Linked DNA regions of Mus musculus: all the other regions are linked to region 1. Evidence: chromatin loops called from intact Hi-C (ENCODE). Cell type or tissue: heart. All regions are shown on one strand. Region 1 holds the start of Gm15232 (predicted gene 15232). Region 2 has its middle 38 kb from the start of Gm8817. Region 3 holds the start of Gm39549 (a long non-coding RNA gene). Region 4 has its middle 20 kb from the start of Gm8817.

Region 1 (8,000 bases):
TAAACTTAATACCCTTGAGAGTGAGAAATCAGAAAGTGGAAGGAGAATAAGAGAAGTCCTCTTTCGTTTAAGATCTTGTGGGCTAGGTCTGTTTCCTCTGCCTACTCTTTGTCTGAAGTTTTGAAAGATAACAAAAACCTTCAGTGGGGTAATATAAAAACCTTTACACAGGCTGCCCCTTCTCTTACACAATATGCATCGTCCTGAAGTCCTACAATGTGATTACAGTCCACATTAATGGCTCATAATGGACGTGTAGCCTGCTTGCAAAGCTCATACGAGTGCATCCTAAAATATGAGCATCATCTGTCTTGGAGGGAAATGCTTCACCCAAGACTGCTAGGATCTGAAAGCTTGGTGTGTAAGCATCTGAGCATCTTAGAAGTTAGAGCCCTCTCAAATTCTCCCTTAATGCTTGTTCAACAGTGCTAAATAACATTGATTGGGACTGAGAGCAGATAAATAACAGAAGACAGCTAAAAGGGCTTCATTTCCCAAAAGAGATTGCTCTCAGCTATGAGAGTGTAAAATGTCCTTCCCTTCCCTAAGTGAGCCATGAGGATGCCTGCTCAAGGGAAAATGGCTCCACCTGAGAGATTCTTTAAGAGCAATTGAGAAAAGGCTCTACACCGGGCTTTTCCTCAGCTGGACCCAGCTTGCCATCCTCTGGGTGGTACCTTTGGATGTTACATGTAAAGGGACTATGAACAAGAAAACAGATGACTTTTGTTTATATGCTAAGGGGTTCCATGTGATGAGTACTAGAGTCTTGGTAATGTTCTTGTGCATCTTGTGTGAATGTTTCCGAATGCACGTCTACCTGAACGTTATACTGAAAACAGTACTATTTATCAATTGCTTGTGAGAAAGCCCTAGGAACTTCCTGTTTCAAGTGGACCAGAATAAAGATGGCAAAGTACCATGTAATTTTCTTTGTCTCTGCTATTTTCAAGCTAGGAAAGGAAGTGTATTTATGAATACTTTAGATACCTCCACTAGTATGCAGATACAAGATGACAGAGGGGAGACTGTAGATCTGGCTTAGCTCCTCCACCTAAGCCTTTGGGAGAAATCAGGACACCTCTGTGGACTAAAGCAAAGCAGTTTGACAGAAGGACTTACGAGGATGGATTGTCTAAGATAGGGGAAGATAGATGACCAACAGAAAGGTAAGATTGGCATGGATAGTTGGGATATGAGGTCAGAAGCCTTTCACCCGCTCCTGCTTCATCTACTGTCTATTCAGAACAAATAGTGGAGACGCTTGGTGGTGGTACAGGGCTGTAATCTTCATACTTGGAGGTGGAGACAGGAGGATCCAGCTTGAAGGTCATCCTCATCTACAAAACGCATTTGAGGCCATGTCTCAAAACATTCAAACCTCTTAAAAAAAGAAAAAAAAAGGATTAGCATCTAGTCACCCAGTTGCCGTTGGTGTCAAAGTTCTAATCACAATATGAGCAGTTTACTGAAGGTAGAACACTGTGGTCACAACCACACGTCCCAAAATAGGCATTTTCTTTGGGCCTACAAGGCCCCTCCCTCCCTTGAATACTGCACCGTTTGCTTGCATGCACTCTAAGTTGCGTGCAATGGCTGGAGGCTTTCTCTTCCCCTATGTTAACTCAAGAAAACAGAAGGATGCCTCAGCCAGACAGCAGCCGCCCTCGCTCGGTCCCTTCCTTCTCTGTGCTCTGGCAGCTGGTGATTTCTTCATTCTCTTAATCTGTCAGGAGAATCGAATCATTGGGGCGCATAGTCCCTCAATTAGAATGCAAGAGCAGCCGCCTCCATCACAGTCTGCCTGGGGGAGCTGTTTATTCCCTAGTCTGAATGTGAAAGCCGTGGCTTTTGGCAGGGTGCATGCAATATGTAATCATGAAAGTTCTTTTTGAAGCAAGAGTGACTAAAGTTCAAATGGATGCAAGACTGATAGTCTCATCTCCATCTTGTCTTCTGGGCTGTTAGTATGCTGTCCTTTTCATATTATTAATTCATTAAGGAACAGCAAGCTCCTGTGGGGTATTACTTTCCGAAGTGGGCTTTTTCATTGTAAAACCACTTACACATAGGGGATTTGGACAATATAGAAAAGCTCAATAGCTGGGGAGGGGCATTAAATCTTTATAAGCTTTGCCCTCAGCTAATGAGAAACTGTTGTTGCTATTCTGACGTAGTTTTTCTCTTTTATATTTGAAACAGAGTCCCATGTGCACAAGGCTGACCTCAAACGTGATATGTAGCTGAGGGTGACTTTCAATTTCTGATCCGCCTGCCTCTGCCTCCCAAGTGCTGGGACATGGTTTTGGTCTCTTTGTCTACATGTTTTCTTACACACACATTTCTTTTTCGACAAACCCAGACAAACCCAGATCATTCTGTTTCTTTTCATGTTGTGAGAAATTTTACTCATATATTCTCATTCTTCTGGAACATGACTATTAACAATTATGCTTACTGTATGAGCATGCCATCCACGTGTTTAAATTGTTTTTGAAGGATATTTAAGAGGCAGACCACTTTTCTCTAATGAATATCTCTGACTGCAGGTTTTTTTTTTACTATATTTCTTAATATCAGCCAAGCCTACATCTTTGAATGAAAATATTCAAAGTTAATGTGTTGTCTGATAGATCAACAAAATCGGCTACACTAATTTGTGGCCATATTAAGTTCGCTTTATTTTTGTTAGTAAAGGATCATTGGAATTTAGGGCTGATAGTGGCCATGCAGTGCTCTTAAATGATGGTGAGACGCTCCATACCTGGGATTTTAGATCTAAGCGGAAAACTTGTCAGAGATGGATGGAGAGTACTTTCTGGAGAGAAATGAGCCCTTTGGCAGAGCCACTGATTTTTATAGTGACATCAGTCCAGAAGTCATTCAAAGGAAGTTTGAAAAAGCACGTTGTCCAAAATTTCTCTACGCTCTTCCAACCCACACATATTGAAGTCAGAGTCTGTGACGAGGTGGACCAGTAAAGTTTCTGTGAGAAGGTGCATGCATGCTTGTACTTCGTTACTGTGAAAAAGAGAAAGAGAGAAAGAGAGAGAGAGAGAGAGAGAGAGAGAGAGAGAGAGAGAGAGAGAAAGAAAGAAAGAAAGAAAGAAAGAAAGAAAGAAAGAAAGAAAGAAAGAAAGAAAGAAAGAAAGGAAGGAAGGAAGAAAGGAAGGAAGAAAGAAAGAAAAACGTGTTAGCTGAACTTGGAGGTCATGTGGTCCGTAAGGTGAAGCCAACCAGGCTCTGTTTTTTGTAGCGTGTTAACTATTGTTTGTGTTTCCACTGGTGATAATAATAGCTAGCCACTTCCCCAGGGATAGTTGGGGCTCAATTCCTGTTTATTCAAACCCTGGAAGCCAGGCCGTGAAAGGCATGCACAAATGGTTGAAAGGGAAGTACAGCTTTGGCTTAGGTGCACAGATCTCTCACTGACAGCAATCTAATGAGGCTTTGGGTTGCTCATGAACTAAACCTGGGGTTAATAGCCTTCATCCTTACTGAGCTTGTGCACTGGTTGTGTGAAGGACTTATGATGTGTTCACAGGGGAAAGAATGGCTGTGGGACAGATAGCAAACGATTACATGGGCCTGAAACAAACACCGGTGTTTTAGAACACTTGGCGGAAACTGAAGCTGCAAATCATCTTATCAGCTCAGGCCTAGAGGGGCCAACTGAAGCTTCATCGAACACATCCTTTTACAAGCTCCGAGCTTTCAATGGGCCTTTGAAAACCAGTCAAGCTGGAGCTGGCTTTTCAGAGGTTGCCGGCTGCTCAGTTTACAACAGTACAAATTGGCAGCTCCGCAAGAAAGAAACAGAAATCCAATCCGTGCCTGGGATTGAAAGCTCCAGAGGCTCAAATGTCAGCTACACTGGAGTATGGCTTCTCCTCTAATTATGTCCGGTCAAATAAGGGTTGAAAATGTCAGCCCTAGACCTGAGACTCAGGCCACTCCAGCCACCAATGACACTGGGCTGGGGTCCAGTTGAAATAATGAAGAATGAATTTGAAAAGCCCTTCAGTTGATTTCAAGACTTCCTGGGACTGCAGCATTTGAACCACAATGTTCTTCTTTTGAGGCAAAGGTGGGAGCCAATCATGAGAGAGGTTTCGTGGCTTGTACTGTCTATATTTGGCTATATTGTTGCTTCATTCAACTACACTTATGGTATGAGTGCTTGAAAAGCAGGACTTCCGGAAGGGTTTTTAATGCCTCCTTTTTACAAAGGAGCCTTATCTTTATGCATATGGAGCTGCTTGGGAACATATCTTGTGGCTTTCAAACGAAGGGAGCCAGTGTACAAAATTTGCTTAAGAAAACAAAAACAGACTTCAATTGTAGCCCCTGACTTCACACTATTTAAGTGAAAAAAAATATAGAAAACAAAAGTTAGTCCTTCCTATATCATTCTAACCAGAAGCAGATCTATGAAACTTGTGGGTGTTGAAGAATACATAATGCTGCATTCATTATTGCATTTTACATGTGTTATCAGATTTATAGATCACTTTTCAGGATGTCAAGGAAATAAATGCATCAGGCTCACCCTTCTTTGTACATTTTGAGACAGGGTCTTCATTCTGTAGCTTGGACTAGCTTAGAATTTACTATGGAGCACAGGATGGCATGGGGATTCTAGACTATCCTCCTAACTCAGCCTCTCCAGGGCTGGGATGACAGGGCTGAGGCACCACGCCTGTGTTTGAAGTGTTGCCTGAGGAAGATGATTGAATCTTGTAGGGAATCCACAGACGTGACGAACTTCACTAGAGTTTTAAATGACTACTGTTTATCCTATATTGCCTAACTTCATTCCCACCACAATCCCAGAAAAGAGACTCTATTCTTCTATTTTGCAGATGAAAACTCAAGGCAGGAGGATGTGTTCCAACCTCCCCTTAATGAGTTATATGAAGAGAGCAGTTGATGGGAGGAAAGACATTTTCTTTAATGTCTGGAAAATGTCATTGGAAAGGTGTCTACTCTGCTGAGATATTTCCTTGAGTTTTCTACCTTCTGGGCACCCAACTAAAAAAATACCAACCTCCACCAATTCTTGGGGATCCAAGGGAAAAAACTGACAGGTGTCCTTTTGTGTGAGATCTGAGGCCTGTTGAGTTCCTAATGACTTCAAGAGAACAGATCTGGAAGAGTCTTTCCGATAGGAGCTTGGGACCCCTAGCAAGGCCATTCACTTAGGATTCTCCCAGACTTAGGATATTCAAATTTAGAAGCCATCTTAATGGGATGGATAACAAAGTGTCCAGATCAGAGACCCCCAAATATAGTCTTTTCTATTTGCATACGTGGAGAAACCCCAAGAAGAGGAGTACAAAACAGCCTAGCGCCTAGGAACTACAATGGGCCTTCATCAGTCAGTAAAGCAGTGAGGTTCATGAGTGAATTATTAGCTCTCTACAGGATGTTTGGAGGCAATTTTAGTTGCCACAGTTGGGGTGGAGAGGTAACGATTATACTAGGTTTGACTGAGTGGAAACCAAGGATGCCACTAAATATCCTATAATGAACAGCATAGCCCCCAGCACAAAGAAGGATGTGGCCCCCAATCTGCCACCTCCTTCCCAGTGAGAAGCCTGCTTTTTTTTTTTTTTTCATTTGATGCACTGTGGCCACCACTCACAGGAAGCTCAGTCTGGGGCTTCTTCAAAGAGTCATTGTGCAAGCAGGAAGTCAGCAGCCCATGAAACTAGAAGGGGGATCAGAGAGCAGACAGAACCACACATATGGCTTTTAACCGACTGTATCTTTCTTCCTGACAGCAAAAGGTCAGTGTTTGCTTCTGTCGATAGGCATCAGGAACAAAGCAGGGGCTGGTCTTGTGTAATAGATCAAAACATGATATCCTAAGGTATCACTCTGTGAATGTTTCTTTATTGGGGGGGGGAGTCTTTGCAGATGTGATGAAATTAAACCCCCCATTGTGACAGAATGTCATGTAGCCAAGGATAACTCTGAACTATCGATCCTCCTATCTCTACTTTCTGAATGCTGGGATTACAAACATGTCTAAACACACATGCAGTATATTCTGAGGCTCCAAGCCATGCCTTCGCATGCATTAGGAGGCACTCTACCAAATGAGCTCTAACCCCAGCTCTGAAGTTAAAGATCGTAAGACAATTTTTTTCCTGCAATATTTAGGAGGGCCTGAAATACTTAGTGTTGCTCCTTATAAGAAGGAGGAAGAAACTGAGCAGTGGTAGCAGACACCTCTAATCCCAGACTCCAGACACCGGCAGGGAGATCTTTGAGTTCAAAGCTAGCCTGGTCTATAGAGTGAGTTCCCGGACAGCCAGGGCTACACAGAGAAATCTGGTCTCAAAAAGACCACCTAACCAACCAATAATCAAATAAATAAAATGCATTTTTTTATATAAAGGAAGAAGAGGGAGCTTGAGAACATGGGTAACAGAGACAGCGATGTACAGCAGCGGAACTTCGAGGCAGCCGCAAGCTAATGAAAGAGGGCCCTAGAATCTGGAAAAAACCAAGGCACAGATGTTCTCTTAGAGCTTCCTGGTTACACATGGGCCAAGCCACACTGTGATTTGGTCCCAGAGATATTGATCTCAAAATCCTTGTTCCTAGAACTGGGAAAGAATAATCTTCCATTGCATAGAAATCATTAGTCAGTGGTCATTTGTTACAGCAGCCCCAGGAGGCTAATTTGCCTTGATAATTTACCCTAGAGGCCCCAATTGATCCGTCGCCATTGAAGGGCAAACACTTTGCTGCAGACATGTCCAGAGAAAGGTAATGGAAAATTCCTTTGTTTTGCCCTAAATATGTGGCACCTGACTCCTCTCTGCCTCTATCCATCAACAGTGCCCACTGACTGACTATCCAGCCAATCATATGGCATTGCTATTATGTGGTTCAAAGCTCTAGAGTCTCCTATCCGATTTGACCTGGAGTACTACTGCACAGATGTGCATGCACACACGCACCCATCTGCTATTAGACTGTGGAGTCGTTCTCTTTTTCTCATTTACTGATTTAATTAGTTTTGAGGCAGAATCTCATGTACCCTAAAGTAGCTGAGGATAACCTTGAACTTCTGTAGCTTGTGCCACCACTTACTAAGTGCTGGGACTACGTAAAAATTGTCTGTACTGCTGTATTTGGTTTTATGTAGTACTGGGGGTAAAATTCGGGGCTTTGTACATGCTACATTGACTGAGCCCCAGTCCTAGTCCCAATTGTGCACTCAACATTGTTTTAATAAGGAAAACTTGTGGGAATCTGTTCTTTTTTAAAATTTTTATTTATTTTATATGTTTGAGTGCACTGTCTTCAGACACACCAGATGAGGATGCCGCATCTCATTATAGGTGGTTGCGAGCCACCATGTGGCTGCTGAGAATTGAACTCAGGACCTCTGGAAGAGCAGTCAGTGCTCTTATCCACTAAGCCATCTTTCCAACCCTACTCTTAACATTTTAAAAAACACTTATGTGTGTTGCATGCACATACACATGTGTCATGGTGCTCACGTGGAGGTTGGAGACAACCTTGAGGGCCAGTCCTTGTCTTCCTCCTTGTTTGAGACAGCGTCTCTTTATCACTGTCTAGTCCAGATTACCTGGCCTGTGAGCTCCCAGGGAATTTTCCTGTGTCTGTCTCTTATAACGATGTAGATGCACTGGGATTACAGATGTGCACTCCCAAACCTGGCTTTCTATGTGGATCCCAGTGCATGTTCCCAAGCCCTTTGCCCATAGAGCCACCAATGTAGTCCTCAGTTGCATTTCCTGTGCCACGTACAGCTGAGCAAAGCAGCAATCTTGAACGCTGGAAGGACATGGAACATAAAGAACTGAACAGACACATGTCCATAAGAAGCACATGCTTAATATCCCTTTGTACCAGGCTGTATCTTTTAAGCTGCTCTTTTCCTGGTGCTGGGGCAGTGCTGACACTGACAGAATCTCTGAAAGCAAATATTTGAAGAGGAACCTTTGCTTAGTGACGAGGTC
Region 2 (8,000 bases), 71 kb after region 1:
CACCCTGTCTCTCAACCTCCCCTCCAGCCCATTACTGTGTTCTCAGGTTTCTTCTAGCTGTTTACTCTTGACAAATTCACTACTGACCAGTAGTCAATGTAAGTAAGACCCTGATACTGGTCCACATACCATATGGGGGCTAAAGCATCACAGTAATATATAATTCCTGATTTAGAATGACTGTAGCAAGCATCCAGTCCAAAGCATCAATTCTATTCCCATTTTTTCATTGGGAAGTTGACTCCAAGGTGCTTTTAATGTGCTCATCACAGCACATTCATTTTAAGACAAAACTAAGAATAGAATTCAAGACACTTTGATACATACTCCAAACGTTATGCCATTCCCCACTCAGCCCAAGAAAAAAAAAGGTATATATAATAGAGTATACACACAGCCATCAAGATGTTAACTATCATTACTTCTTTTCTTACCAATTAAAAATTATCTAGTCTTTCAGATGCCTCCACAGAAATCTTAAGAGAACTATTTTCTTACAACATAGCTGAGGTTGATAGCATTGTGTCATTGGGCCAAAGCAACACCTGCCACCATGTAATGTATTAATCATTTTGTTAGCAAGATTGTACAGTCCAGCCTGTTTGCACACTCCTGCAGTCCCAGAACTTTGAAGATAAAGGCAGGAGACTAAGGAGTTCAAAAGCAGCTACATATGACCCTGTTTCACAAGTATTGAAACAAAGATCATTCCATCTATCATTTTATTCACTAAATTTCTGTCTAGTACTCTTAAAGCCAAAATACATGATAGGTATCTTAGTTCCAAAAATGATATGCTATACTGAGCATCATTTGTAAAGGCATGAAAAGAAGAGAGTGAAGGTTTCATGATAATGGGACCAAGGTCGTTTTAAGACTCAGATGGCAGGAAGGTATGGTGCTGCTGGAGAAAGGGAGATATCTGCTATCTTATTTGTTCTGGATAATTCATTTAAAGGCCTTAAACATTTAATTAGCACTTTAGTAATGCTTCAGAAGTCTGAAGCATACTTTTTGTTTACCTTCTATTGCTTATAATATTTTGGTTTATTTTGTTTGGTTTCAGAGCTGGATTAGATATTTTGACCCTTCATATCTGTGTTCTTATCTCTTCTATCTGCTAAGTACTTGCTGTTACTGTGAAATGAAAGTTGAATAATATTTGGCACCTGGACTGCTATATTATAGAGGCAATCCATAGTTAGTTAATGAATAGCAGAAGTCTGATTTTATTCAAATAAGAATGAAAGTGTTGCCCGATTCTATTTAAGGGCAGAGTTTTCTGACTTAGGCACCATGTTCTTGGAAGCTGCACCAATTTCACATATCCCTCACAGAAGGTACTCCAACTGTAGAGGATTGGCTCAGTAGTGAATTAATAAATATGAGTGCCTATGAGATTATAAAAGCCATCTAGCACTTTTCAAATGTTTATTTCTTGGCGATTCAGTTCTAGATATTTTCTACTTATCATCTTATTTAATCTTTACCATCAGCCCTTTCCTTCTTGTTTCTCCAGATGAGAAAACTATTGAACAAACAGGTCATATGATTGGTAGCACCAACATTCAGCAAGCATCAAGGGCAAGACCTGGGATTCAGGCCCAATAGACAGGCCTCTAAATTACTTTATTGTGCTATTATTGAAATACTCAAAACCTGATTCAGAAGGTACTGTGTTAATCCTAGGCTAGGCACTTAGAGCATATGACTTCAATGATAAATCATAAAATCAATGTCATAGGGGAATAGACCTCAGTCACAGAATTTTTGGAGCTGGTCTATCAGAAAGTTGGTAATTGCAGACATGTAAGAGATAGAGGCTAGGTTCTAAAGGAAGATCATGGAGAAAGGGTAGCTAATATAGGTAATAATGCCAGCTGGTTGCTTAGTCCCATGAGAAGGGGAAGAGGAAGGTCTCTGACATTAACTCAAGGTTTCTATTTATTCACTTGTGTGTATGTGAATCTGGGTGAGTCTGTGCACCCCATCATGCATGTGCGGAGGTCAGAGAATTGGTTGGGTTGGTTCTCCCAGGGCTTGAACTCAGGCCATTAGACTTGATGCTAGGTGCCTTTACACACACACACACACACACACACACACACACACACACACACACACACACATATCATTTAGCCAGCCCTGTTTCCAAATTTCTAAGGAAGACATCAGAGTAAGATGCTAAGGCCCCTTTTGCACACAGGTTAGAAACAAGAGCAGGGCGGCTTGGGATGATTGGTGGGTCTGGGAATGGAGCTTGATTTAGATGTGATATCCTATGGAATGCATAGCCCTTGGAGATGAAAATGCCCAGAAGACCGAAGATAAAGCTTTGTAATTAAGTGCTTTGCTATTTTCAGCGTTAAAAATTCCCTGTCTCCGAACAGCACATATGTCAGAAAATAGAAACAAATACCTCTTAAATCTTACGGATTTAAGTAATAACTCTAAGAAGGAAATTGTAGTGGTTAGTCTTGATTGTTAATTTGATGTAACTCAGACTTGCCATGGAAACAAGACCCTGAACATGTCTGTGCGCTTTTCTAGGTAAATTGACAGGGGGAAGACCCACCCTAACTTGGGGCCACATCATCCTAAGGGCTGGAGTAACCTGAGCTAAAAGAAGGGAGCTGAACACCAGCATTCATTAGCTTCCTGATTGTGGACACAACCTGCCCAGTTGCCTCCTGCTCCTGCCACAGTACCTTTCTGACTGTGATGACCATAGCCCACACTCGAAGTCAAACTCAACCCTTCCTTAACTTGCTTTGTTGGATATTTTGTTGCCACAACAGACTGATACTTGCCAACAGGCCTTAGGAACTAAATCTTATCCTCCGGACCCACAGAGTAGAAAGGAGGGAACTAACCGGCCCATCTGCCCCTACCGGCCCATCTGCCCCTACTGCACATACCTGCATACACATAGTAAATAAATGAAAAGTAATAATTTTTTTAAAATCCACTTTTGAGATTTAAGCAAAATGGCTCTCCCAAGAAAAGGTTGAACTTTAACATCCTGGGGGGAGGGTGCGGGAGGGGGGAGCTGCTGGCTACTCTGTCCCTAGAAGAATAGCAGTCTCCTTTGTTTCTGGGTAATCTCTTGAACTTGGACTTCAGTCTAAAATTACAGTGTTGGTTGCAGCTGTTGGCTGGGATTTCATCCTAAGTCTGCAGCTTAACACCTTCCTTCTGTGAGGCCCCCTGTAATGACAGACTTCACATTTACTTAGGACAAGCGACAAAACATCAATGGCCACTGACCCTACTGAGAAATCAATGTGAAGAGAGAACCTCAGTGAGGCAAACTCCTTGCCCCCATTGGGAACACTCAGGAAAGACCATTTTCCTTCCAGTTCTAAAACACAGAGCAGGTACAATCTCTGTGAATTCTGCCTTCCACTAGGGTTAGAAACTCCCCCAGAGCTCTGTGAAGGCAGCTGCTATACATTAAGAAGAATATGTGTCCAATGGAGGCGATAATGTGTCCCCAAGAGGTTGGTTCTGAATGTCCTCTTCACTGAACTTGTGAACTTTTCTACTTCCTGCTTGCTGGGGAAGTCTGCCCTCTGCAAATGTGCTTAGCTTCTGCCTGCCTCTTGTTCCCAACCTTTCAGTTGACTGTGGAGACTTTCCAGTGTTTGCATTCCAGTCTCCACCTATCCCACTTTCTCAGCAGCCGATAATGAAAGGAAACCCAACACACACACACACACACACACACACACACACACACACACACACACACACACACATTTTTGTGGTTTTTATGTGAATGCCTAAAAACATGCTTCCAAACAAAGTCATGAGAGTTGGTTTAGGAAAGATTTGCTTCTCTATTCTGACGTGAACTGCAATTATTCACCCACAAGAGATTAGAATTGTATCAAAAGGAAAGAGGAGGAGACATTCCAGAGTAAATAAAAACACTTTCGGTTTACACATTAGGCTACTAGATTCAGGCATCAAACAGAAAGAGATCCTGCTGTTTATGGCTTTAGGGGAAAGAACAGTTTTGTTTTCTATTTTAATCATCATAAAATTAAAGCTGAATATTATTCTTCTAAGAATTACATATATATGACTCTCATCCCTGGATTTCTTCTCTCTCATTTCGTGTGGTAGCTCCTTTCATAATCATGTTTTAAAAGCACAGCTACAAATTCTTTAACATACTTTACAGCAATGGTATGTCTGTACCCCCTCCTCTTTAGTGTAAGTGGTGTGCAAGCATTTCGAGCAATAGGAGATGGCAGCAGTGAGACCATGTGAATCCTGAAATTGGACCATAGAAATCCTGGAGCCTCCACTGTGCCCGTCGGCAGCACTTGCTTTAAGGGTCTAAGGAACCATGCATGAAGACCAAGGACCCTTAGAACACTGTCTTACTAGTTTTCTCTTTATCTTTTAAAAATTGTGTTTTACCATTTATCTTTATGTGTTTGGGTATTTTAGCTGCATGTGTGTCTTCACCGTGTACATGCAGTCCTCACAGAGGCCAGAAGAGGACAATGAATTCCCTAGAACGATAGTTGCCCATCCCTGTGAGCTGGCTGGGAATCAAACCCAGTTCCTCTGCAAGGACTGCCAGTGCTTTTAACTGCTGAGCCACCTCTCCAGCCCCTTATTTACTTTTTGACTGCTGTGACAAAACACCAATGCACAGAGTTCCAGAGGGTTAGAGTACAGGGTGGCAGAGGGAAAGGCAGCAGGTGTCAGGCAGCTGGAGTGGTAGCTGAGAACTCATATCTAGAACCCCCATCAGGAAGCAGAATAGACACCAAATGGCATGAGTCTTTTGAAACTTAAAGCCCTACCCATAATGACTTACTTCTGGCATCAAGGCCGTCTCTCCTAATGCTTCCCAAATAGTCACCATCTGGGGACATGTCTGAGTCTTAAAGGGGAGAATTCGCTGAGTTATGTTCCCCAGCTCCCTCTTTTTAAATTCTATTTGAAATATGGTCTCATTAAGTTGCCCAGGATAGCTCACTGTGGCATCTAGGTAGGCCTTGAATTTGTCCCTCCTCCTGCAGAGCTGAGATTGCATGTGTTCATCACAATACCGGGTTCATGTGGTACCAAAGATTTAACTCGTGGCCTTATGCATGCTAGGCAAGCACTCTACCAATTGAGCTACATCCCAAGCCCAACAGCATTCATTTTGGGCTTAAGTTACATGAGTGTGGTTCTGCTAGGCTTCTGTGGTTTTGTCTTGATATATCTTTGTATTCTGGCATTCTGGCATAAGAAAAGACGTTATTAGGGCACTTTCATTCTGAGGAAGGTCACAAGCATTGTAAAGGATCAAATCACGGATGTATGTTGACACGTCTCCTAAGACATGTCTTATGCACTGGCCAAAGGAGCACAAAGCTCAGAGGACAAAGTGATTACCCAGGCACAGGAAGTTCAAGCAGAAAAGAAATAAACAGGAACAAATAAAACCTATCATGGTATTTCGTGCTGACTAGTTTTATTTCTCCTGATCCTAATATTTTTGCCTTCATCTTTTATCTTTTTAGTAGGTTTGAGGGTAGATCAGAGATAATTGGGAGTGTTCAGTCTATAATATTTAACTAAAATTTACTGTTAATTTAAGTTCTAGGTTATATCAGTATTTATTTGGAAAAACTTAGTATTTGTCTGAAATAAGTCGTATAACACAAGGGCTTGGGATGTAGCTTGGTAGGTAAAGTGCTTGCCTAGTATGCACAAAACCCCAGGTTTGAGCCCCAACACTGCATGAGCCAGACACGGTGGTGCACATCTGTAATTCCACTTGCAAAGCTATGCCAATGCCTGACAAATACAGAAGTGGATGCTCACAGTCATCTATTGGATGGAACACAGGGCCCCTAATGAAGGAGCTAGAGAAAGTACCCAAGGAGCTAAAGGGCTCTGCAACCCTATAGGAGGATCAACAATATGAACTAACCAGGACCCCACAGAACTGTGTCTCTAGTTGCATATGTAGCAGAAGATGGCCTAGTTGGCCATCATTGGGAGGAGAGGCCCTTGGTCTTGTGAAGATCATATGCACAGAGGAATGGCAGGGCCAGGAATCAGGAGTGGGTGGGCTGGAGAGCAGGGTTCGGGGAGGATATAGGGGGGTTTGGGGATAGCATTTGAAGTGTAAATGAAGAAAATATCTAATAAAAATGCCTTTAAAAAAAGAAAGAAAGAAACAGTAAGATCAGAAGTTCAAGGTCATCCTTAGGGAGTCTGAGGCCAATTTTGGCTACATGAGACACCTTGTGGAAGAAAAGGGGTGGAGAAGGGTGGAAGAAAGAAGAACCCACAAAGTAGCAAAAGACCAGTTACACTTTTCAGTCTATGTTAGCAATGGTAAATCTTAGAGAACTTAACTGTTTATTATTATCATGGAGAAGCGAATCTTTTCTACGCTAACTTAGAAGTAAGCTTTAAGCATTGACACCCAGTTTTAATTAAAATATAATCTCCTTATTCCACTTTCTTCGTCCAACTCCTCCCATGCCTGCTCAGTGTTGCTTCCATGTACAAGATTTCCAGACTGACCATTTGGGCTTGGATAGCCAATTAGAGGCCTCCTCCCTGGGGAAGACTATTTCTCTACTTCTCATTCTCTAGCTGTATTTAGTTCTTTGTTTAAAGGTAAGGCCTGGTGAAGTTCCCCTTGCATCTAAGCATGTCAATTGGTGTTCTGGTTTGGTATTTTTAGGCAGCCATGTTTTTGTGAACATGCACCCATTTTGTTTTAAAAAGTGAAACAAATACAAGAGAAAAAGAATGCCATAAAAAAGACAAACAGAGAGCAGCGCCTTGGAGGTCCCGTGCGTGGATCTGTATCTTGCTTCAAAAGTGTTTGGACAGAACAGATCCAGAGACTCCCACTTTATTAGCTTCCAGCCGCCTTACAAGTCTCTCCAGTCGCAGCCTCCAGGACCATCTCCTCGCCCAATGCCTTCAGCTCCTAGGACCAGCCAGCACTGTCTTTGCAGTGAGTCCCACACTCCGGATCAGCCATGACCTCTCACATTCGTCGGAACTATTCCACCAAAGTGAAAGCTGCGGTGAACCCCCTGGTCAACTTGCACCTGCCGGCCTCCTACACCTACCTCTCTCTGGGCTTCTTTTTTGATTGGAGGGTGTAGGCCACTTCTTCAGCGAATTGGCCAAGGAAAAGGCCAAGGGCACCGTGTGTCTCAAGTTGCAGAACGATCTCGGGGATCGTGCACTCTTCCAGGATGTGCAGAAGCCATCTCAAGATGAATGGGGTAAACCCCAGGAGGCCATGGAAGCTGCCCTGGCCCTAGAGAAGAACCTGAACCAGGCCCTCTTGGATCTGCATGGCCTGGGTTCTGCCCGCACAGACCCTCATCCTCTGACTTCTTGGAAATCCACTTCCTGGATAAGGAGGTGAAGTTCATCAAGAAGATGGGCAACCACCTGACCAACCTCCGTAGAGTGGCAGGGACACCGCAAGCACAGACTAGCATGCCCCAGGCATCTATGGGAGAGTATCTCTTTGAGTGCCTCACTCTCAAGCACGGCTAGGAGGTCTCTGCCTTCCAAGGGGCTCCCTCTTCTCTTCACCAGCCTGCCTCAGGACTGCCATCTGAATGAACCTCTCAAGCCACTAGGCAGAGCTTGGTAACCGCTCTCTCTGCAGCCTCTCTCAAGTCTTGGACCAAGTAAAAATAAAGCTTTCTGAGACAGAAAAAAAAAAGACAAACAAAATGTCATGAGCTCTCTCTAACAGAAACTTAGCAAGCATATTTGTATCTTTCAACTTATTTCCATTTATTGTTGAATAACAATAAATGCACAGGGAATATCATTCATTTATATATATGAATATGTATATATATATTACAGATGGGCTACAGAAGCTTAATAAGACTGCAGCAGAAAATGGGAAACTGATAGAGTTACAAAAGAGTCTCCATGGAATGAAATGATAAACCTTCTAGAGGTCTGCTTGAGGCACTACTGCAGGATCAAGCCACTGGGTC
Region 3 (8,000 bases), 63 kb before region 1:
TAAGTGATGACTTAGACAGATTTTCTGTGGAGAAGAGGGGACTCCTAAGTCGTCCCCCCCCCACACTCCCTGAAGATATATAGAAGTTAAAGTTGCCTGGAGAAAAAAGAAATTTTCTTGAGTGGTATAGCTTCTCAAGTCCTTTTAAATTGCACATTTACCTGAAAATAATCTGTAATCTCTCACCTGTGCCCATACTAAACATATCAGTTCACGAAGTTAACCTTGGCTGAAATTGTTCCTTGGTTCTTTATGTCATGGCTGGGGTTTGTATATGTCCCCAGGAAAAGTTCACACAATTAGTAGTTTAGTTGGGGGATTATTGTGGGGTTCAATTTGAGATCATTAGGATGGAACCTAAACAATATTTCTTTTCCTTTGTGGCAGAGAGCAGAACTACCCAATTTTACAACAAAGACCTCCAAAACCAAGAACCAAACCAACCCATGTACTATGGCAGACCTCAGGTAGAAAATAATTTCATTTGTTGCTTATTATTTCTTTTCTGGTTTTGAGCAAGAAGCTGTGGGGGAAGTTGGGCAGTTTGACTTCTACTCAGGCACAGTGCAGTCTCAGTAAAAGAACATGGGATACACTAGGAAGAAAGGCATCCTTGAAAACAATGTATACCAAGAGCAGATGACTGTCAATGGGAGAAAAATGCCAATGTTGATCTGTAGGATTCTAGGTAGTGTTCATCAAGAATGTTCTTCAGTTCTGCTTTCCACATTCAAATATGCACTTCAGTAGAAAGGCTTAAAATGAATCCAGATTCCAGTTAAAGAGCTCACTAGATGAGAAAAGAGAAGGTAATGAGATTCTGGGAGGCTTGTCTCCATGGCTGAACTTTAGAGGTAAAGAGGTATGGGAGGCGCTCTATAGTTCATGGCTGAGGAGAAGCCAATCTGAATTCAGTAGCTGAGTGGACCTCAAGCCTTCTGAGCCTCTAACTTCTTTCATCTGTAGAAGGCAATATTATCTTCTGCCCCACAGAAGCACAACTTTAAAAAGCAAATGATTCAAAATAAATTGCCTGTCACAGCAATAGTTGATGAAGAGTAACCATGGTTCTTATTGCTTTGTGTAGCACAAGTGAGTGCTTTTTTTGCATTTGAATTTCTTACAGTATGGGAGTAAAGAATAGAACACACCTCACATTACTGGAAAAAAATATGGAATGTTGCCTTGCGGTAGACAGAACCCTGGCTTCAGGATTTAGGACATATCCACGTGCAAAACTCCAGAACCTATGACCTTGATGATGTTAGATGCTACATTAGTTATTTTTCACATTGCTGTGATTAAAAAAATTCTAAAGAGTTTCCTTTGGCTCACATGTTAGGAGAGACAGTCTCTTGTGGAAGGGAAGACGCTGTGGCAGAGATACGTGGCAGCTAGTCACATTGGGTCAAGAATCAGCAAGATGGATGAATGCTAGTGTTCAGCTCACTTTCTCCTTTTTATTCAGTCTAGGCCCATAGCCCATGGGATGGTGCTGCCAACATTCAGACTTGTTATTGTCTCCAGTTAAATCTGAAAATGCCCTCGCACAGATGCCCAGAGGTATGTTTTCTAGGTGTGTCCAAATCAAGTAGACACTGAAGATTAGCCATCTCAGATGAACCCTTGGAACTTAAGTTACGGATGAATGCAGTGTGTTACGTAGATAGTCTCAGAATAAGACAGCTATCCAAGGGGATTTGCATGAGTCCAATGACATTGAAAGAGTCCTTGAAAGTGGATCCAGAAGATGTGACTATGGAAAGGAGATGCACAAGTCTGGTAGCACTAGAAAGGATTACCCTCACCTTGCTGGCTGTGGAAGACTCGAAGGTTGAAACTGGATGCAGCAAGGCAGGGGATACTCACCATGAGCCTGTAGAAGGAATACACTCTTTAGGATAGTTTGCTTTTAGCCCACTCAGATTCTTGCCTGGCTTCTGATTTACAGAATTACAAGATAGACAGTGTATGTTACGAGCCATCAAGATGGATCAGTAGTTAAAAAAAAAAATGTTTGTTGAACAAGCCTGGTAGCATGAGCTGGATCCCTAGTGCTGTTAGTGGAAGGAGAGAATGTACCTCTGAAAGCTGTCCTCGGACACATCCACCCTAGCACAAGCCAGAACACACTCTCTCTCTCTCTCTCTCTCTCTCTCTCTCTCTCTCTCTCTCCCTCTCCCTCTCCCTCTCCCTCTCCCTCTCCCTCTCCCTCTCCCTCTCCCTCCTTCCCTCTCTCTCTCTCTCTTTGTCTCTCTCTCTGTGTGTCTCTCTCTCTCTCTGTGTCTCTCTCTTTGTCTCTCTCTGTCTTTGTCTCTCTGTCTCTGTCTCTCCCTCTCTTTCCTGAAACAAATGAAACAAGCAAGACAAAACTGAGTTGCTTTAAGCCAATTGGTATGTGGTGATTAGTGCAGAAATAGAAAAATGAATACAATTGCTTATGAAAATTCTGAAACAATGATATGCTCTTGGATATAAGATGAAATCTTTCTAAACCACAGCTTTTCAGGAGTCCTCTTGGGTCCTCTTCTTAGATATGCATAATCATAGACGGAGGAGTCCTGTTTCTCTGATTTGTTTTGCCTGGTTTGTGTGTGCCCATCTCAGGCAGCTGTTTACAGAGCTCAATTTACACTTTCCATTATATTTGTGGAGATTTATATACAAAACACTAGGCTAGCCGCTTCTGTGTCAGGCAGGTTGCACCAGGGCTAAATGAAAAGGGAAATTCCAACCCAACTGCAAAATGGTGTTGATAGAGCCCAATTGAAAATATTTAGAAGAGAAGGAAAGGGCCTTATTTCCCGGGATGCTGAGGTTTTCCTGACAATAACAGGGATGTTGTAGCATTTTTGGAATATGAAACTTGAAGCAAATGGCATTAAGAAAAGGAATGAAAAATCCCAATTCTTAAGTAAACATCTGTAAAAGGATTTGGAACCTAGGAGAAGGAAGTTCTGAGACCTACTAAAGGGAAGGAAGGCTTTATTTACCAGCCCTGGATTGTGCTTCCTGTTGTGAAGTTCAAGGCTGTTTCATAACAGCTCAGTGGGGGAAGGGGACTGCAGTAATGAGGAAACCGCTCTTGATTCCTCCATATTGCACAGCTAATGACATTGTCTGAGTAGTGCAGTCTGTGTGGGACGTGAACTCTTGCAGCCAATGATAAAGCATGCTCTTTTAATTGCAAGGGCATCTTTAAGTGTAAAATTGTTGACTGTGAGCACCATCCTTTATTTGCATGCAGGTTTTTTGCCTTTGTGGAGATTAAAACAGCACAAAGGGTGAAGCAGTCATCCTAGACCTCCCCTTGGCTATTAGAATTCTCCAAACTTGTATTAGTGGTGGCTCCACAACTAGAAAAGCCAAAGGTATCCCCTTCCCAAAATGAATGAGGTTCATGTCTTTCTCGTCAAAGAACTTTGCCACAAATGCCATGAAAAGTGTTTTGAGACAGATTTCCACAGGAGGTCAGCCAGGAAATTGAGAAGGAATGTTTTCAGTTTGATGGGAGGTTTGATAACCCACTTGTGCCCTTTTGAGAATGGATGGTGGGAGGCCGGCCTGACATGTACACTAGAAGTCACTTTTAGGCTACTTCTTTGGAGCAATGTTCCAAAAAAAAAATGCAGACTTTGACAGCAAAAGACTCCTTCAGGTTAATGAACAGACGTGGTGAAGGGACTCTAGCCAGTCTGAGCATGGCAAACATGGCTCTGGCAGACATTACCCTTCTCCCTCAATCTCTCTGCCTTGATAAAAAAAAAAGCTCAAAACCAGTAGATTACATTCCCAAAGCTAGCCACTAAGGCCTATTCCCTTATTTGGCCACTTCCTCCTCCTGAGGCTGACTACCAAGGTCCAGCTACCAAAGTATTAAAGTCCAGCAATGAAAAGCTCCCTTTGGCTCACCTAATTAGAATGTCCAATTAGAATCAAACACCTCATCCTAACTTGGAGGTTCCCCTTTTAGCTTTATAAACTGTCATTTGCCTATGGACCAGGTCTGTCTGTTCTCTATCCAAAGGCAGTCCTTTGGTCTGTCACCCTACAATTTATCGGTGGCCCTTCTCCCTTGTTCCTGTCCCTTATCCCCTTTTCCCTATCTCTTATCTTTGTCCCTAATCCCCTTCCTCTGTGCCTCTGAAGCAAAAAAAAAAGTCTCTTTTGTACTGAGAACTTGGCCTTGGGGTCCTGAGCTGATACCAATTCTTTCAAGCCAGGCTCTCTTACCAAGCTCCATGTTCAAGTTCACACTGGCCTGTCCTGGACTGTATGACCTTCAATGTGTTAATTAATAGCTTTGTGTTTCTGCTTCCTTGTTATAAATGGAGCAAGCAGTAATAATTTGTATTGTTCTTTGAAGAATTAAGGGAGGCAATAAATGAACCTTGCAAATTGCACCTGGCGACATAAAATGTTTCATTAATGTTTGATTAAATAGAATGCATGCCAATTCATGGTAGAGGAGTAAGAACTCAAATAAGCAGCTGAGAATGGAAGGCAAAGCTCAGAAACCCAGGAACCCCTCTCAACCACAAGTATGACGGTATCATTTGTACCTGACATTCAAGGCCCTTCTGTCTCCACCAAGTTTTATCTGCATCCGTCTTTATGAGATTCCTTTCAGAGACTACTTTGCCAGTATCTTTGGTCTTCAGGAATTTTTATATCCTTCCCTACAATTGTGTTTAATTTTCATTTAAAATCTACTCCAGAAACACAGCAAAGCTTAACCAACATACTCAACTTTGAACTTGGAAAGTGGAGACTTGAGTCTCAGATGGTGGCACACACACACACACACATCTCTAATCATAGCACTCTGGTGGGGGAGACAGAAAGATCAGGAGTTCAAGATCATCTTTAGAGATACTGCAAGATCAAGGCCAGATAAGACTACAGGAGACCCTTTCTCAAAAGAGAAAGAAAACAACAACAACAACAGCAACAACAGAAAACATAGTTCAACTCCCAGATTTTCATGCCCTTGTATCATATAACTACAGTGGTCAATAACCATTGTATCATGTCAAATATTAGGGTACCATTTTCTTGCTGCAAATGTCTGTGTTCTTGCTGCTTCTGTACTCTTTGTCCAGCCATCACTTACTTTTGGATGTTTGGTTACATTTCTTTCTATCAGATCCTAAGTATTCTGGGGTAGGGATTACAGTATGTGTGGGTGTGTGTGTGTTACCAAAATCTCTGTAATAGTGTAGAAGAAAACTAGAAAGACTAGTAGGAACAGGTTTTTAACACAAGCTCATTCTTTATTTCAGTCATAAAAAATCTTATTAATATCTCAAGAATATCTCTGAAGTTTAAATTGCAAGGCTGTCTCTACTGATAATATATTCAGACTTTTGCATGGATTCAATAGTCAGCCTATAAGGGTGTATGCACTGTGGCTATCACAACAATCTCAAGTATGGCCAATCACTGTGAGAACTCCTGGTTGGACTCGTCTCCCACGCTTCTGTTCTATCTCAATGCTGTGTCCTTAGTATCCAGCCCACTGAACACATTGGAAGTGAAAGCACAGGCCTACTTTGATTTTTTTTTCTTGATGGGACACAGTGTACAGGGAAGTACAAAAAGGCAAAAAGAGAACAGACCTGTTTTGTTCCCTTTCATCTCAGGTTTGGTGGGTTGCAGAGTCTGCAGCACACTTTGGAGGTCAGTAAGTCACACAGTATTTCTTCCTTCATGGTGTGCCAGTATGTTCAGCTACCAAACTCCTTTTGCAGGGAAGTAAGGAGAGTCCAAATTGCTCAACTTTGAGCATTAAAGGTGGAAAGGATAAAGAAGGCAAACATCCTCTCCTGTTGAGATGACTTGCAAGGCCCAGCCAGTGGCTATGTGGTGGCAAGTCTACTTGGGTCTTTATTGCTTCTGAATGAAGTTCGTGTCGAAGGCTTAGGAAATCCATTTCTTGAAGGGAAGTCCACCTTATTGCCTCACTTAGTTGCATATCATCTTGGTCTTCTACAGTCTAGATTAAACCCAGGGGGCTTAATCTCAGATGTGATCTCACGGTACAATTCAACAGTCCTCTTGTTTGATCATTCGTAGTGTTGTGTCTTCATCACAGTCCCAGCAATGGTGAAATAGTATTCTGTAGTTCTTCACATTCTCAGAAAAAAACAAAAAAACATGGCCAGGCCTTCTAGAAATACCTATCTTCCACCATTCTATCCACTGAGTCAGGTCCTAATTTCTGCATCAGGAAAGAAGTAATGGTTCTTCCCATAACTTCAGAGAGGAGGTTGGACCAGATGGCATGCCCCTTCCATTTCCAACATGCTATGCATACGCCTTTCTTCCTTCTTGCAGGGGCTTGGGTCTGCTTGCTTTGCCATTGCCTAGACTCAGAAAGCATGCTTAGTTTTCTCAAAAAACCTGACACTCTGGTATGTCTCTGGCCAGGGATGACAATTTTCACACATACTTTCATTTCTCCTGAGACTCACTGGGTGTGTCAGGAAATCATTCTTTGCATGCTTTCCAAAATTATAAGGTTTCAGGTAGATTCCGAAATTATAAGCCCTATTTGAATAGAATTAAAATATTCCTTCTGATGCCTGAAACAATTCTTCAGTCTCCAACATCTTCAGGATTGAATATAATTCCCATTCAGTAAATCCTAGCTATTTTTAATTCAGAAGAACATTGGTCTAAGAAATAGAGACAGCTTCTTGTAGGAAATATATTCAGAATTTCCCCATAAACACCGACTCCCATGACAACCAAACAAATAGAGAAAAGGAAGGAGAAACTCACTATCTTAGAGCCACCCGCACAGCATAACACTTTCTGCTAAACGAATCATGTTTAAATTCTTATTTTTATGACTGAAATAAAGAATTACTGTGTGTTTAAAAGCTGTTTCTACTAGTCTGTCTAGTTTTCCTCTAAGCTGATACCGAGATAGATTTTGGTATCACACACACACACACACACACACACACACACACACACACACACACGTGAACACATGCACGAGCATGCTAGGTATGGTGCTAGACACCTATAATCCCAGAATTTAAGAGGTGGAGGCAAGAAGATTGAGAGTTTGAGGGCACCCTAAGCTATAGAGTGGCATGTAACCTGGGCTGCATGAGCTCTGGGCCACACTGAGAGAAGAAGAAGGAGGAGGAGGAGGAAGAGGAGGAAGAGGAGGAAGAAGAAGAAGAAGAAGAGAAATTTAAAACATAAAGAGACAAGAGCAAACCCATCCAATGCATGAATATCTACTTCATAAGTTTTCATTTAACTGGTCTATGTATCTAAAAATTCATGTTGATTATTTCCAGTGTCTTCTAGTATCCTTCATCCTTCTCTCTCAATGAGTGGCTTAAGTCTCATAAAATAGAGGCTTACTATGACATACTGTCTTCTGTTTCATTCACTTCACTAAAGCCTTCATGTTGGGATGTGAGTGACAAATACCGCAAGCAGAACCCCTTTTCCCTTCTCCAAAAATTACTACAGAATCAGCTTCTGACAGATAAACAGCTAGAGTGACTCTCAACCAATCCTTGGATGGTTCCCTTTTTCATTAGGAGTGGCTTTGAATGCCCAGGGGCTACTTTCCCTGCTATCTGAAGATACCACATGGTGAGCAGTAGAATTCTAATTAACTCACTAATTGTGCCATGTCTCTTCTCTGCTAATGTTGTGTGTTCTCTGCTAGAAGATAAACAAGTCATCATTTTTCTTTCTTTGTGTAAGCTATTTTGCACAAGGGTTCCTCACAAGAATTCTCATGGTATCCAATCATAGTAACAGAAAGTTTGGAATGAACCATACCCAAATAAAGAACATTAATCAGAAACTAAAAAAATAGGATATGAAGTCTCTATTAAGATGATATATCTGAAGAGTATTTTGGATGATGAAATATTTATCATGATACAGTGAATGTATTTCTATAAAATATGCTTCTGTGAGGCATCCTATAAGAGTTATTCCTAGGAATGGAACTCATCATTAAAAAT
Region 4 (8,000 bases), 54 kb after region 1:
TGATCTATACAGTCAGTTCCAGCCTGCCACAGCTATGTACTGAGAACCTGTTCTAAACAACTAGCACAGGGTCGGTAGTGTGAGGATTTAGCAGGCAGAATGTTTACCTTGCTTGCTCAACGCCCTGGGCTCTATCCTCAGCATGACATCAACCATGGCACAGGCCTGCAACCCTACTCATGAAGTAGGTATCTGCAGGAAGATCAAGAGTTCAAAGCCATCTTTCACAAAATAACAAATTTGTGACAAGCAATACTTAAGACTCTCAAAAACAAACAAACAAAACCCAAAAAAGTAAAATAAAAAATCCAGGATGAAAGAGCTTAACTTACTAGCCTGGAGTCACCCAGATTCCCAAGTGAGAGCTAGAACATACACACCTTCCTTCTAAAACTTACATTTCTTATACAATGCCTATAATATTTTCTGTAGTATTAACATAAATCTCAGATATATTTATAATAACAAAACAATTATGAATTCATTCAGTAGTCAACATCTTGCCAAGTGCTGCTAGGAGGAGAAGGAACATTTAACAGTTAGACCTCAACGAATGTGCATTCTTCTTGATTGAGGTTTTATAAGCCAGTGTCAGCTGCCAGGAAGAATTCCCCAAGGAGCAGTAGTGTAGAAAACATCAAAGGAGATTTAGTTCTTCACAAGGTTGGATACAGGGAGGTGTTATCCCAAGGTAGGTAAACTCTTAGGAAAATATGGAAAATGTGCATTACCACCAGGCACAGGAATGCACATATATAATTCAAGCACTTTGGGAGGCTGAGGCAGGAGGATCACCACAAGTTGATAGGCTATGAAAGCATAGTGCATATCAGGCCAGTCAGGGCTGTGTGATGACATTCCTGTCTCGAAAACCTGAATGAAAGCTTGATATTTGTTTGAGCAAATAATCTAAAGTAAGTCACATATCAGAATAATTGGCAGGATTTACCCTAAATGAGATCAGCGACAGAGCACTGCCCTTGTGCTGTATCCTGCTGGGCTAGGAAATAATAAATAGTACAAAAATAGGAACAAAATAGTCCTGCCCTCTGCTCTATCATGTAGGTATTCGGGTGCTCCATGACAAGGCATCCTGGGATGGATTTCATGACTGAACTCCAGTCCATATGAATGGATGCTATGATATTTTAATTTGAAATGTTCTTATTAGTTAGACTTAATTCTAGGGGGGAAAAGAGTAAAATACATTCTAGCAGATGAGTATTTACACTATCTGGAATTCTCTATGGGGTTCCCAGAGAGGCTCAGTCCCTTCAAAAGCATGGCTATGAAGAAATTGCCTTTGCCGTCCTCCTGGATCGTCCCCTTTCGCTCCCTTTAGTATTAAATCAGGGCTGTAAGTAATAGGCATTGTCCGAGAGGAGTCGTGTCATGGTTCCTGTGACTGTCATCATGACCTGTTGGTTTATATCACAGCTGCTTCCTGCTTGCTTATTCTAATGTCCTCCTCTCCCAATCTGACTCATTGAGGACACAGCCGCGAGGACACAACCTCTGTCCCCGGGCTGGTTAGCTTTTTATCAACTTGATACAATCTAGTCATTTGAGAAGAGGGAACCTCGATTGAGAAAAATGCCTTCATCAGACTTGTGTGGAGGCCAGACTGCAGTGTATTTTCTTGATTAGCGGCTGGTGTGAGAGGTGCCACCCCTGGGCAAGTGGTTCTGGGTGTTATGAGAATGCAGGCAGGGTGGGCAAATCATGGAGAGAGCAGGCTAGTAAGCAGCACTCCTCTCTGCTCTCTGCTCTCTGCTCTCTCTGCTCTCTGCTCTCTGCTCTCTGCTCTCTGCTCTCTGCTCTCTGCTCTCTGCTCTCTGCTCTCTGCTCTCTGCTCTCTGCTCTCTGCTCTCTGCTCTCTGCTCTCATTCCCATGTCCAGGTCCCTGCCTGGAGCTCCGGCACTGACTTAACCTTGACAGGCACTGTGATGTAAAACTGTCAGCCAAATAAAGCATTTCCTGCCTGACTTGCTTTTGGCCATGATCTTTATCACTGCAAAAGAAAGAATAGGTCCTGGTCTAGAAGTACGGGAACATCTACAGTTAAACCGAAGGGTTTAGTAACAAGTCTCAGGGGAGACCAGTCTAAGAAACACTAGGCTCATCTCAAAGTTACCTTCTTTTTGCCCGAAGGGAATCAATTGTTATGTATTAAATGTTCCACAAACATTTGGGATGCCATATCCCTCTGGGATGTACTTAGATGAGCAAACCAAGACCGGGAAACTTACATGGCCTGACCAAGTTTACAGTCATATAGTCACTTAATCAGGGGCTAAAACCTCTGACTTCTGAGTAAATTCACATCTTCTTTATAATGTATCATGTGTGACGCCTCCGCAACTAAGCTATTCCTAAACTCCTGTAAATACTTACTATGTTCTTTATCATGCCTTTAGGTTCCTAACCAAATTCTACCTTTTCTTACTTGTTAACTTTTCCTTGGGATTCAGAGTGGCTCAAGGAGTGGCTCCTGCAACAAAGCACTCTGCAGTCAATCCTTGTCCTCATCGGGCTGGAGGCTGGAGGGGAAATCATTTTCCAACTGACCCTACTTACCACTCCTGCTCCTGTCCTTACCTGTACCTGTTCTTACTCACATTTCTCTTTTCTTCTCTGTCTCCATCTCTGTCTCTTTTTCTGTGTGTGTCTTCCTATCTCTCTGTCTCTTCCCCTTCCTCTCTCAATCCAAGAATGACCTTAAATTTAAATATTTGATCACCCTACCTCTACCTCCTAAGTGCTGGAGTTACAGAGGTGCGTCAACATGTTCACTCACATGTACCCATGTATGTGGTAGCAGGCAAAGAACAACCTCAAATGTAGTTCCTTGGGGGCCATGCATCTTTTTGTTAGAGACTGTCTTTCACTAACCTAGAACTTCCAAAGTAGGCTAGGCTGGCTGCCCATGAGCCTCAGGGACACAGCACTGGACGAGTATATGCCACTGTACTTGGCTTTTTCTCTTCATTATTTAATATAGGTTCTGGAGATTGGTTGGGTCATCATGCTTGCAAAGCAAGCAGTTTTCTAGCTGAACTATCTCTCCCCCAGGTACTTTGCTTTTAATTGACACATGATAAGTGTGTACATGTTTGGGATACAGTGTGATATTCTGATAAACACGTGTGATGTGTAATGACAAAAGAAAAACATCACCTCAAATATTTGTTGGTGTTGCAGTGCTTTTTATGACCCAGTAATCTTTCATTGTGTGGCTGTGCCATATTTTGCTTAGGTACGAATGTCCTGATGGACATTAGGCTTCCTCCATTTGCCTATTATGAACACTGCAACTGTGAACATTCCTGTACAAGTACTGCTTTCAACTCTTTTGGAGGGCCATCCACTTTGTTCTTGGTGCTGTTTTTGAGGCAGGGTCTGACCTTGTAATCCAGGCTGGTCTGAAACTCACCATGTAACCTCAACTGGACTTGAACAAAGTATTTTCGTTTAAGTAGACAGGAGCAAGGCTTTGGCTCCTCTACTTAATAACAACTTCCTGTTCCCTCCCCCCTACCCCCCCCCACCCTGTCCAAGCCCTCAAGGTTGTACTAGAGTCTGGGATCAGGAAATAATGGGTTCAGGTTCAGCTATCAATCCGAGCAAACAGGTAAATAGTGGAGGAGGCCTTGTGGACATGAGGAGACCAAGCTGAGCTGAAGCTAGAGGGACAACTAAGAAAGATGAAGAGAGTATCATTAATATTTTTTAAAAAAATCAGTCCTTACCCAGTAAGAATAGAAGTATATTCTTAAGTAAGATTTTGTTCTGTTTTGAGCTTTGTTTCGGTTTCTGTTTGTTTGGAGCAAGGTTTTCCTGTAGCACGGCTGGCCACAGAACTTGCTATATCATGGAAACTGGCCTTGAATTTGTGATCTTCCTGCCTTCATCTCCTGAGTGCTGGAATTACTGGCAAACAATGCCTCGCCCTGTTTATAAAGCGCTTGGACTAGAACCTAGTGTTTGCTCACAATGGCCCTATACTCTGCCTGTTGAGCTACATACAATCCCAAGAATGTGTGAGTGAAAAAATTCTATTTAAACCCTCTTTCAGCTAAAGGATTCCAATCTGAGGGCCCCCCATTTTTAGCTGCAGAAAATCCTCACTTTAGGGTGCATAATAGGAAACATGGTGCATCTCCAGTGGCTACTGAAAAGAAACAAAAACCACAAGAAGTTGGAAGCTGCAAAATGCTAACATCTCTTCAGAGACTCCAAGCCCTTTCCAGAAGTCTGGGCTTCTCTTTGTAGTCTGGTTGCTATGGTTCTGTCTTGTTGTTGCAAAATACTGTCTAATAGCCTCTGGTAAGCGGTTAAATAAGGAGCTGATAACCATGGAGGTACTTAGAGATCTCTATCATTCAAGCCTGCCTCCCAGCCCCAAGCCCTCTGACTCAGCCTTTATTCCTACCCTCCTATTGTTTATGCAGCTACCCATGATTAAAGGGAGGAGGAAAAAAACACACACATTCAGCCAGTTGTCTGCCAAGGCAACCTGGGTTCTGTGTGACAGAAATACCAACAGGCTGAAGGCTGACTGAGTTTAGCCACAGATGGGGAAAGTGTGTCCCGGTACATATTCTGCCTAGTGAGCACACATGCTGCATGAAGATATGTCAGTGAGCTCATGGATGTGGGAGTGAGTGTATGACTGGCTGGGATGCTAATGCTTATAAAAAGGGAAAAAAACATCTGGATCAAGGGTGGCTAGTCACTCTCTTCTCACAGCACAGTTCCTCAATAGCTGATAGGACTGTGGCCATCTGTGTCTGTACTCTTCTCTCTTTCCTGTCAGAAGAGGAGTCCCTCCTCCAAACCACTGGACCCTTATGTGGTTTTGGTGTTCGTTCGTTTGTTCGTTTGTTTGTTTTGTACATTGGCTTTATTGAGCCTGATTTGTGTGCAATCAATGACATCCATCCAAAATTTACAACTCTTTGTTAGAAAAATATTTATTGAAATGTTGTTCACATACCACGAAATTCACCCATTTCAAGCATGTAGTTAGTTAAGTGATTTTTTTTTTGCACATGAAATTAATTTTAAGCTGTGCTAACCATATCAGTTATAGTCATTTCAGCCATTTTCATGCAAGTATATATTATATATTGAGCTTATCCTCCTCCCATATCCATATCTCCCTCTTCCTCTACCACCCCTACCTTAGTTTCCTATATGTTTACATTACAGTTCTACTCCTCCAGTGTGTGTGCATGTGTGTGTTCTCATAATTATTGAAACAGGTCTCATGTATCTGAAGCTGGCTTCAAACTTGCTGTACAACCAAGAATGACTAGAATTCTTGATCCTCCTGCCTTCACCTTTTGAGAGATTGGATTGCTGGGATGTGCTAACAAGACCAATCTCCTTCTCCTTCTCCTTCTCCTTCTCCTTCTCCTTCTCCTTCTCCTTCTCCTTCTCCTTCTCCTTCTCCTTCTCCTTCTCCTTCTCCTCCTTCTTCTCCTTCTCCTTCTTTCTTTCTTTCTTTCTTTCTTTCTTTCTTTCTTTCTTTCTTTATTTCACTTCAGATTTTATCCCCCCCTCCTGCCCATCCTTTGAACTGTTCCACATCTCGTACCTCTTCCCAAACCCCCTGTCTCCACAAGGATGTCCCCACCTGCCACCTCCCACCCAACCAGACCTCTAAACTCCCTGGGGCCTCCAGTCTCTTGAAGGTTAGGTCCATCTTCTCTGAACCCAGACCTGGCAGTCCTCTGCTGTATATGTGTTGGGGATCATATCAGCTGGTGTATGCTGTCCGGTTGGTGGTCCAGTGTTTGAGAGATCTTGGAGTGTGTGTGTGTGGGGGGGGGGGGGGGCGCGGTGTTCCTGAGACAAGATCTCACCACGCAGCCCTAGCTAGCCTGGAACTCACTATGTAAACCAGATTGACGCGAAATTCTGGAGTCCATGAAGAGATCCTCTTCCATCTGCCTTCTGAATGCTGAAATTACAGGTATACATCACCATGCCCAGCCTTTCCCTACCCCACCCCCACCCCTCTCCCCTTTCCTGTTGGCTGAAGTCTTTCTTGATTATAACCATTGTTTCTTTGTGATAGCCCTATGCACAAACATTGATAAGCATTGTTCTAGTTTCAGCCTGTTATTGTGACAAATATCTTGACCAAAAGCAACTGGGGTGGGGAAGGGGGTGTATGTGAAAGCATTTAATTTACTTGTATTTCCTGGTCACAGTCCATCATTGAGGTGAATTAGGGCAAGCATGTAAGCAGAAACTTGATGCTGAAACCATGGTGAAGCACTGATTACTGGTTTCCTTGCATGATCAGGCTTAGTTCACATTTTTATACAGCTCAGGACCACTGACCCAGGGATGGCGCTGACCACAGTGGGCTGGCCCTTTCTATAGCAGTTAATGATCAAGACAATCCCCTGAAGAGAAGCCTACACACCACGCTAATCTAGGCAACTGCTCAGTTGAAAATCTCCTGGCTGTACGACCCTGGCTGTATCAAGTTGACAATTGAAGTTAACTAAGATGAGCAAAATGTGTGTCTCTCCACATGTCAGAATTTATTGGAAAGCAATAAAATCACAAGGTGTAATGGTTTCAATGTCAGCAATTTGTCATATAATCTCACCTAACTGGAAAACCAGGCCAAGGCGAATGAATGCAGGACTTTTTGTTTAAATTTTACGTTAGATTATACTATTATTGATTCTCATACCATACATCACACATCTACCTGCATATATATGATTTACACAATGAATACGTGTTAAAGAGGCAGCAGCAGTGTACCAAAGGTTTGTGTAACTGCGCTGAGAGCCTTTACCTTTAAGATAACTAAGGAGACCAACCAGAAAGGGCTGCTGCTGGAGTTGCTGAAGTTAGGGTTTGAGAGTGAAAGTGCAGAGTTCAGCTTCTTGGTGAAAGACTGGACTGAAGTCTGAGGGCAGAAAATGGCAGCTTTGAATATAGATCTAAACAAGCAAACAGGTAGATGGTTAGTTAGTGAAGTCAAGTATACCTTGTCATATGGAGGAATTAGACCATTTTATTGGTCTAGAGTATTTGATAAATTCTTGTGCCTTGTTTCTTTGATATGATTTCCACACACCCATATACCCCTCCAGTCTCAATTCACCATGTTGATCTGAGAGAGTGGCCCCCTTTCTATTCCCAGGAATAAGTCAGGTATCAGGCTGTTGTGGATGATGGTGCCTGACAGATGGTGCAGTTTCTGACTCCACTCAAGGACTGCAGTCATCTTTCTCCCTCAAAATGGAGCTCAAAGCTATTTGTAAAATTAACTCTCCCCGAACTTCTGATCTTCCTCCTCGACTTTCCAAGTGATGGATTTGCTTGCTTGTACCAACTAGCATGCCTAGTTTTGGGTGGTGCAGAAATCAATCCCAGGGCTTCTTGGATGCTAGGCAAGTGCTCTACCAACTGAGCCACATAGTGCGTTCCAGACCAGCCTGGGTTACATGTGACCCTCTCTCAAAAAGAAAATAAAGACCTGCAGAGTTAAATTCAAGAGTAAAGAGCCAGCATGAGCATAATTCACAGCTACTCAGCACTCGTTTAAAAAGTCATGGGAGAAGCCAAGACAGCTGATCTCACAGGTTTACTTAGCAGCCAATCAGGACTGCAGGCTCAGTGAGAGACACACCTCAAAAAAAAAAAATAAGATGTGCGAACACACACACACACACACACACACACACACACACACTTTAAAAATTAAACTGGCAAGTTGCTCAGGTCTGACACCATACCTATTACACAGTGATCTCTACACAAATGTCAAATGACTGTCTCCACTCTTTCCTAAGGCAGACAGATGGGCAAGATGCCATGCCTTGTCTATCTGAGCCCTTGTTGGGCTTTGTGTGAGCAACAGGTCTCATACATTGTCACAGAGCATCACTAACAAGTTGCACAGGGAACGTACAAAGAGGAGGTCAAGGTTAACAGTCTCAGACAGTATGTGGTACGGTGATCATGGGAG

Evidence for each region. Peaks named below come from ENCODE experiments on the same cell type or tissue, not always from the same donor. Only the 100,000 strongest peaks of a DNase experiment are listed, where the experiment ranks them.
Region 2: a loop joins it to region 1, with 2.3 times the contacts of the local background. A loop is called at or near these places in 2 of 42 quality-filtered maps.
Region 3: a loop joins it to region 1, with 2.0 times the contacts of the local background. A loop is called at or near these places in 3 of 42 quality-filtered maps.
Region 4: a loop joins it to region 1, with 11 times the contacts of the local background. A loop is called at or near these places in 2 of 42 quality-filtered maps.

Annotation. Positions count from the first base shown.
Region 1 is chrX:167,099,803-167,107,802 of GRCm38, reverse strand. Gm15232 (predicted gene 15232) reads left to right here and starts at 5,697. Exons shown (of 4, transcript NR_168066.1): 1 at 5,697-5,789; 2 at 6,404-6,777. In heart, no CTCF peak of the experiment used is centred here; DNase peaks (open chromatin) are centred at 1,692, 3,442 and 5,682; H3K27ac peaks cover 762 bases.
Region 2 is chrX:167,028,447-167,036,446 of GRCm38, reverse strand. It overlaps the pseudogene Gm8814. Among named protein-coding and RNA genes, the nearest start is that of Gm8817, 38 kb to the left of the region's middle. In heart, a CTCF peak has its summit at 4,486 (motif pointing right); a DNase peak (open chromatin) is centred at 3,586.
Region 3 is chrX:167,162,524-167,170,523 of GRCm38, reverse strand. Gm39549 (a long non-coding RNA gene) reads left to right here and starts at 436. Exons shown (of 3, transcript XR_878311.1): 1 at 436-467; 2 at 1,469-1,563. In heart, no CTCF peak of the experiment used is centred here; a DNase peak (open chromatin) is centred at 3,043; H3K27me3 peaks cover 415 bases.
Region 4 is chrX:167,046,161-167,054,160 of GRCm38, reverse strand. No RefSeq gene overlaps it. Among named protein-coding and RNA genes, the nearest start is that of Gm8817, 20 kb to the left of the region's middle. In heart, no CTCF peak of the experiment used is centred here; a DNase peak (open chromatin) is centred at 3,960.